Linked DNA regions of Mus musculus: all the other regions are linked to region 1. Evidence: chromatin loops called from intact Hi-C (ENCODE). Cell type or tissue: left cerebral cortex. All regions are shown on one strand.

The links. Peaks named below come from ENCODE experiments on the same cell type or tissue, not always from the same donor. Only the 100,000 strongest peaks of a DNase experiment are listed, where the experiment ranks them.
Region 2: a loop joins it to region 1, with 5 times the contacts of the local background. A loop is called at or near these places in 19 of 42 quality-filtered maps.
Region 3: a loop joins it to region 1, with 2.2 times the contacts of the local background. A loop is called at or near these places in 3 of 42 quality-filtered maps.

Annotation. Positions count from the first base shown.
Region 1 is chr10:128,211,434-128,213,933 of GRCm38, forward strand. It overlaps Spryd4 (SPRY domain containing 4), which reads right to left and starts at 361. Exons shown (of 2, transcript NM_025716.2): 1 at 276-361. The coding sequence starts at 360. In left cerebral cortex, CTCF peaks have their summits at 326 (motif pointing left) and 1,522; DNase peaks (open chromatin) are centred at 45, 416 and 1,536; H3K4me3 peaks cover 1,367 bases; H3K27ac peaks cover 742 bases.
Region 2 is chr10:128,283,235-128,285,734 of GRCm38, forward strand. It overlaps Stat2 (signal transducer and activator of transcription 2), which reads left to right. Exons shown (of 24, transcript NM_019963.2): 15 at 1-82; 16 at 250-348; 17 at 450-585; 18 at 693-745; 19 at 864-958; 20 at 1,713-1,849; 21 at 2,038-2,220; 22 at 2,427-2,484. Among named protein-coding and RNA genes, the nearest start is that of Il23a, 14 kb to the right of the region's middle. In left cerebral cortex, a CTCF peak has its summit at 1,021 (motif pointing left); a DNase peak (open chromatin) is centred at 1,007.
Region 3 is chr10:128,454,218-128,456,717 of GRCm38, forward strand. No RefSeq gene overlaps it. Among named protein-coding and RNA genes, the nearest start is that of n-TScga2, 3.1 kb to the right of the region's middle. In left cerebral cortex, a CTCF peak has its summit at 1,325 (motif pointing left); a DNase peak (open chromatin) is centred at 1,281; H3K27ac peaks cover 377 bases.

The DNA of each region.
Region 1 (2,500 bases):
TTTGATCTGAAAGCTGTCCAGGCGATGACGGGAAATCGAGAAAAGTCAATGTCAAATGTTAACATGGAAAGAGCAGAGGTGCCGCTTTAGTAAGACAGCCCTGGGAGCTGCAAATCACTGACTGGGGAAGCCAGAAGCCGGTGCCCCAGGTTTGGAATCTTGCTAGATCAAGGCAGAGGGGAGAGAGGAGAAATGAGGAGTGGAGTTCTCTGATCGCGCTCTGGGAATGACACGTTAACTACTTTGGAGTGACAGTAAAAAAGAAATATGCCTACCTCTCCGGGATTCCACAGCAGGGACCCCCCATCGCTTGGTGCCCCAGCGGTACAACTTCCAACAGCGTGCAAAGGGCAGCGCCATCTTGTGCCACAGATGCACGGGGCACGCCCCCAGGGGACACCGACCAATGACTGGTCCGCGCCCGGAGCACGTGGTGCGAGACGCGAGTGTCGTGAGAAATCGGTATCTCGGTGATTTCTAGTCTGGCGAGCTAGATCAATACGTGAAGAGACGTACTGATTATATCTCAACTAAGTAGGATACCCCTCTCACACACACACACACCCAGAGAGCCTGTGTAAACAGAGTCTCTGATTTGTTTGGTTTTGAAACAGGGTCTCCTGTAGCCTGGATTGGCCTGGAATTCATTATGTAGTCATGGCTGGCCTCAATTTCATAAAAATCTACCTGCCTCTGCCACCCAAGTGCTGAGACTAAATTAATGCATGCGATACCAAGTCTGGCAAGATAAAAGAAGTATTTTTTTAAAGTAGTTTAATCCGGGGGGGGCGGGGGGAGTGACACACAGCCCTCAGGAGGCAGAGGCAGGCAGTTTTCTATGAGTTCGAGGCCAGTCTGGTCTACATACCAAGTTCCAGGACAGGCAGAGCACCACACATTATTTAAAAAAAAAAAAAAAAAAAAAGCGTAAATCCGTTTCCCAGAGCCTCAGCATTCTCTTTGGACAGAATGTGTCTACATTCAAGCTTACTGTTCTGTCTTCTGAGACAGAGTTACTATGTAACCTTTGCAGGCCTCAAACTCTAGATCCTGCTGCCTCAATTTCCCAAGTGCCAGGTTGTGCTCAGTTTTTTTTTGTTGTTTTTTTTTTGTTGTTTTTGTTTTGTTTTTTTCGAGACAGGGTTTCTCTGTATATCAGTTTTTTATTATTATAGTTTGAGACAGGGTCTCAAGGATCGGCCTGCCTCAGCCCGCGGAGTGCTGGGATTAACAACATGACTTGTGCTCATTATTATTATTATTGTTATTATTATTATTATTATTATTATTATTATTATTATTATTATTATTATTATTATTTTCGAGACAGGGTTTCTCTGTGAAGTCCTGGCTGTCCTGGAACTCACTCTGTAGACCGGGCTGGCCTCGAACTCAGAAATCTGCCTGCCTCTGCCTCCCGAGTGCTGGGATAAAAGGTGTGCGCCACCAACGCCCGGCTACCTCATTATTTTTTAATGTATAAATGAGCTTGAAAGTGTGTGTGGGGTGGTGCAGTGACTCATTCTCTCCACTAGGGTTCAGTCAGGCCCAGCCTTTTCAGCCCCGTAACTGTAGAGATGCAGGTTAACTTTTTTTTTCCCCTTCTAATTACAAAACTACTTTTAATACTTTGAGGTATGTCGCATACCTCAAAACTGGGAAGAGTAACCTCACTTTCCAGGAGTGGCCCAGGGTAAGAGAGGAAGGAAACACGAGAGGGACCTGCTGCAGACTTGCAAATGCCGAAGGGAAGGAACTGTATAGCACGGTGGGAAGGCTCTGGCGCATAGGCGAAGACCAAGAGGGTTGGTCACGAAGCCGTTCTCGTTTGCCTTTTTCTGTTTCTGCTGCACGACCTCCGAGTCTCTCCGCCTGCGGGCGGCAGAGGAAACCAATCGTTATCCCGGCGCTTCCCCTTAACCGAGTCGCTCTCCTTGCTCTGGGAGAGCTCGCACTCAGGTACCGCGGTCCTGAAGCAGCTCCCACCTGCCTCGTTTGCATCCCATCTTCCTCTTCTATTGACTTTTAAACGTCGGAGCAAAAATGTTGAGGGAATTTCCTCTAGAGAGGTTGTGCCTGTTCTGCTAATGCTTCGGGTGTGGATAATGAAGAGGGAATGGTTTCAGAACTGGGTCTCTGAAGCACCTATAGACTTGCGCCTTCTTATTCCCTGCCCTCATCATGACCACTGAGCTGTATTCCTGGCCCTTTTTAAGATATGGTTGTTTGCTTGTTTTAATTTGTAGACGAGGTCTCACGAAGTTGACATTGGAACTCATACACACTGTAGCGTAGGGCAGCATTTGAACTGTGGACCTTTCTGGCGGAGCCTCCTGAGTCTGGATTATAGGTATGTATCGCCAGTGGAAATACCTGCATTATTTTATACTCATTCAGAGAGTAGCTTCACCTGTCATTTCTTATATTACTTTACTTCTACCATCAAATAAACTTACCTTCATCATTTAGATGATCTGTGTGCCTTATTTTTTTAAGATTT
Region 2 (2,500 bases), 72 kb after region 1:
GCCGCTGGCAGTGACAGAGGAGTTACATGTCATCAGCTTCGTGGTTGAGTACGTGTACCAGGGTCTGAAGATGAAGCTGCAGGTGAGTGACGGGAAGCGGGGAGCGAGAGAGGCAGCAGATTTAGAGGAAGGGTCAAGGAGGGCACCAACAGAAGCGTCCTGGAGTGGGTGTCCTTGCCCACGCACGGACGCAGATGCCTGCAGTTATAAACATCCCGTTCTCCACCATAACTCCGGTCTTCCTCCCAGACGGACACTCTCCCTGTTGTGATTATTTCTAACATGAACCAACTCTCCATTGCCTGGGCCTCCATTCTCTGGTTCAACATGCTCAGCCCAAATCCCAAGGTAGGAGGAGGAGGAGGCGGCAGCAGCGGAGGCGGCGAGCGGGTGAGGGGCAGAGGTCGCAGGAAGGGCTGCTTCTGAGCCGGCTCACCTGAACCCTGCAGAACCAGCAGTTCTTCTGCCAAGCTCCGAAAGCCCCCTGGAGTTTGCTGGGACCTGTGCTCAGCTGGCAGTTCTCCTCTTACGTTGGCCGAGGCCTCGATTCTGAGCAGCTGGGCATGCTGAGAACCAAGCTGTTTGGTACGGTTTTTCTTTTTGGTCATTCCCTAGCCTTGGCTTGCCCCTACCAGAGTCCTCTGCCTGGCCTTGGCCTCCTTCAGTCATCCGTCTGTGACTCTGATCCACAGGAAAGAGCTGCAAGATGGAGGATGCGCTGTTGTCCTGGGTAGACTTTTGCAAGGTAACACCCTGCAGCCTGTGTCCCGCTAGTCCCCGGTCCAAACACTGGGCACACCTCTTCCCTTCCCCCCACCACGGGCAGCTCCACATCCCTTCCTGCCTCTCTGTTCCTCCTTCAGCGAGAGAGCCCCCCTGGTAAGATCCCTTTCTGGACCTGGCTGGACAAAATTCTGGAGCTGGTGCACGACCACCTGAAGGATCTCTGGAAGGATGGGTAAGGCCTGGCGTCGATTTCCTTAACTGAGCTCAGGACTGCACTTTGGGCGCCCCCTGGTGGCACAAGGGAAAGAAAAAAAACCAACAACAAAAAAACAAAAACAAAAACCCAACCCAATACGGTGCAAGTCCCCATTAGTAATAGCAGTTGTGGTCTGAATTTGTCAAGCATCCACTGTGTTGCAGAGCCTGGAGCCTGCAGGGTGCTTCTGTTCGCGCAACCCCTCTGACCACACTGAGTGGCGGAGTACTTCCACCTTCAGTTCCATGAGGAAACACGCTTAGAGAAATTGGGAACTCCTCGATCAATGGACAGAGTTGTGGGGGCGGGGTGGGGGGCACGAGTGGAGGCGCGGAGGTGTGTCAGTATGTCTCTATTATGTGGCTCTGGCTGACAGTCCTGGATCTTGCTGTGTAGACCACATTTGTCTGTCTACGCTTTCCTCTGCCTCCCAAGCGCTGGGATTAAAGGCATTCACTCCTATGCCCAACCCTATTATATTTTTATGTATTTATTTTGTGTGTCTGTCTGTCTGTCTGTCTGTGTGTGCACGTGGGAGCGCCTGCCTGCGCACACCCGAGTGCATGTGGAGGTCAGAGTATAGCTTACAGGGGTCGGTTCTCTCCTTCCACCATGTGGGTCCTAGAGATTGAACTCAGGCAACCAGGCTGGCGTGAGGTACCTTTCGCTGCAGAGCCATCTCCTCACCCCTCACCTGGGTGCTCTCCTCAGTCTGTCTACTCTGCTCCAGGCGCATCATGGGCTTTGTGAGCCGCAACCAGGAACGCAGACTGCTGAAGAAGATGTTGTCTGGCACCTTCCTACTGCGCTTCAGTGAAACTTCTGAAGGGGGCATTACTTGTTCTTGGGTGGAGCACCAGGATGACGGTCAGCACCCTCCCCCGTACCATTCCTGCAGTCTGCTTTCTGCCAGGCACCCCATACGGACCCTCCCACCCTGACCCTAGGTCCGCTCTTGGAGTGGGGGTGGTGTCTGTTTGGGGTCGGTGTCTGTTTGGTCTGGGAACCCCGGGCCTAGTCTCACTCACTTCATGTTACCACACTATGTCCTTCAGATAAAGTCGAAATCTACTCAGTGCAGCCCTACACCAAGGAAGTGTTACAGTCACTCCCACTGACAGAGATCATCCGCCACTACCAGGTTCTTGCCGAAGAGAACATCCCCGAGAACCCACTCCGCTTCCTCTATCCCCGAATCCCTCGGGACGAAGCTTTTGGGTGTTACTACCAGGAAAAAGGTTGGGGTCTTTAACATACATCCTTCCTAGAATGAAAGTGTTGTCAGATATTGATAGATTCGGCTCCCTCCCTTCACACGCAGGACAGGGCTATACAGAGTGTGCAGTAAGGAGGTAACCTTGTCAGGACCGTCTTGCAATAGGGGAGCGCTGACCTGTGTGACCAGCAAATTGATCTCTCCCATCTCCTGTCTGTCTCCCCACAGTTAATTTTGAAGAACAGAGGAAATATTTGAAACATAAACTCATTGTGATCTCTAACAGGTGAGACACAAACCCT
Region 3 (2,500 bases), 240 kb after region 1:
TGGGTATGGTAGTGCTCATCTTTAATGCCAGCACCCAGGAGACAGAGGCCAGCGTGGCCTACAGAGCAAGTTAGTTCCAGGACAGCCAGGGCTACAGGACAGCCAGGGCTACAGGACAGCCAGGGCTACACAGAGAAGCCCTATCTTGAAAATACAAAGCACCCAGGAATGGTAGAGCTTGCCTATAATTCCAGCACTGAAGAGGCTGAGGAAAGACAATAGGTTTGACTAGCCTGGGTTGCATAGCTAATTCTAGGCCAGTACCTAGTAAGATCCAGTCTGGTCAGCCTGATCTACAGAGTGAGTTCTAGGGCAGCTAGGGCTACATAGAGAAACACTGACTCGAAAAACAAAAACAAGACCCTGTCTAAAATAAGAAAATAGTGACTAGGGATTGTCAAGTGAAGGTGTGTGGCTTTGTCCTTCGTGAATTCATGAAGTGCTGACTCAGGGGAACAGGAGAATTCCAAGGTTGTGCTGGCTAATTTTATGTCAACTCGACACAGGCTAGGGTCATCTGAGAGGAGGGAACTGTAATTTAAAACAATGCCTCCATGAGATCAGGCTATAGGTAAGCTTGTGGGACATTTTCTTAATTAGTGAATGATGGGGAAGGGCCCAGCCCATTGTGGGTGGTGCCATCCCTGGGCTGGTGAGCTAGAGTTCTATAAGAAAGCAGGCTGAGCAAACCAGTAAGCAGCACTCTCCATGGCCTCTGCATCAGCTCCTGCCTCCAGGTTCCTGCCCTGTGTGAGCTCCTGTCCTGACCTCCTTCAGTGGACTACAGTGTGGAAGTGTAAGCCAAGTAAGCCCTTTCCCCACCACTCTGGAGTTTCATCACAGCAATAGTAACCTCAACCAAGACAGAGAAAGGATAGATTACAGGGGAAGCCGGAATAAGCAGGATCAGGGAGGGTGAGCAAGGCCAAATATAATTCTTTTAAAATTGATTTTGAGACAGGGTCTCATGACAGCCCAGACTGGCTTCGAACTAGATATATAGCCCAAGTTGACCTCTAACTCATGGTCCTCCTGCCTCAGCCTTGTCCTTCCTGGGATCACAAGGATGTGCCAGCTGCAGAGTTATCTATTGGATGGGAAGTTTGGAACCCCTGGTGTTTCACACGTAAACATTCTGGGTGAGCATCTAAGAGTGGAAGGGATGATCTTCAGGCTTGTCAGTGTCCCCACCGTCTGTAGCCTCCATTTTGTAAACGTGTGTGTGTGTGTGTGTGTGTGTGTGTGTGTGTGTGTGTGTTGGGGGATGGAAGGGCTCCCTTCTTTCCTTCACAACATGGTTGTTGACTGCCCTCTGCTGGTTGATTCGTGGTTCTTCAGATAGTTTAATTGGAAACCAAAAAAAAAAAAAAAAAAAAAAAAAAAGGGATTCTGTTACTGTAATACATCTTTGATCACAACTGAGTTTAAAGCCTTGAAAAGATGCCAAAACACTCGCACGTACACACACACAACCCCATGTGTGTGAGCATTCACATAGCAAGGTAAAAGATTTGAGTGGCTTGTCTGTGTGAACAATGACTTCCCGTAAGATTAGGGCAACAAGTGATCAGGTTTTTTTTTTTTTTTGACAGGGTTTCATGTAGCACAGGATAGCTTAAACTCACTATGTAGCAGTAGCAGCACAAGATTTTGAATTTCTGATCGTCCTGCTCCCAACTGCTGGGATTAAAGGTGTGCGTGCACCCATCAGACCCAGTTCTAGGGACTGAACCCAAGGTTTCATATACAGGAGCACTCCAGCAGCTGAACTGCATCTCCAATCCTTTCTCAGAGAAGCTGTCGCTGTTAAGCTCAGCCTTAACTTGAACTAATAGCAATGCTCCTGCTGCGGCTTCCCAAGACCTGGGGTTGTAGACATGGGACATTGCATCCAGCCAGAGGAGACTGTGCAACGTTTACAGGGAGCAGAGGAGGTAAGGATGAGAGAGGCTCTGTCAGCCTCGGAGGAACAGCCCAGATAAGGTCAGATAACCACAAGATGGAATGTTGTGAAAACTGGCTGAGAGAAGACTCAGGTGGTCCACATACACAGCCTTTGTAGGGCTTAGGGTTTGTGGTTGTATGGCTGCCTCAGTACATCCAAACATATATGAATTCATGTAATCCTCACAGGTAGCCCTGGCCGTTTGAAAACACTTTAAGTAGAGAGGCTGGTATTGAAATCCCAGAGATTCACCTGCCTCCATCTCCTGAGTGTGGCATTAAAGACAGGTACCACCTGACCCAGCCTACTGCAGCTTTTCAGATAAAGGCTCTCTCTGCCTGGGCGTGGTGGTGCACACCTTTAATACGAGCACTCGGGAGGCAGGGGATTTCTGAGTTTGAGGCCAGCCTGGTCTCCAAAGTGAGTTCCAGGACAGTGAGGGCTATACAGAGAAACCCTGTCTCAAAAACAAAAACAAAAAAACCAAACCAAAACAAAAAGGCTCTCTCTGACAAGTGGTAGGTCCACTACACACTCATCCCTTTTAAATCATGG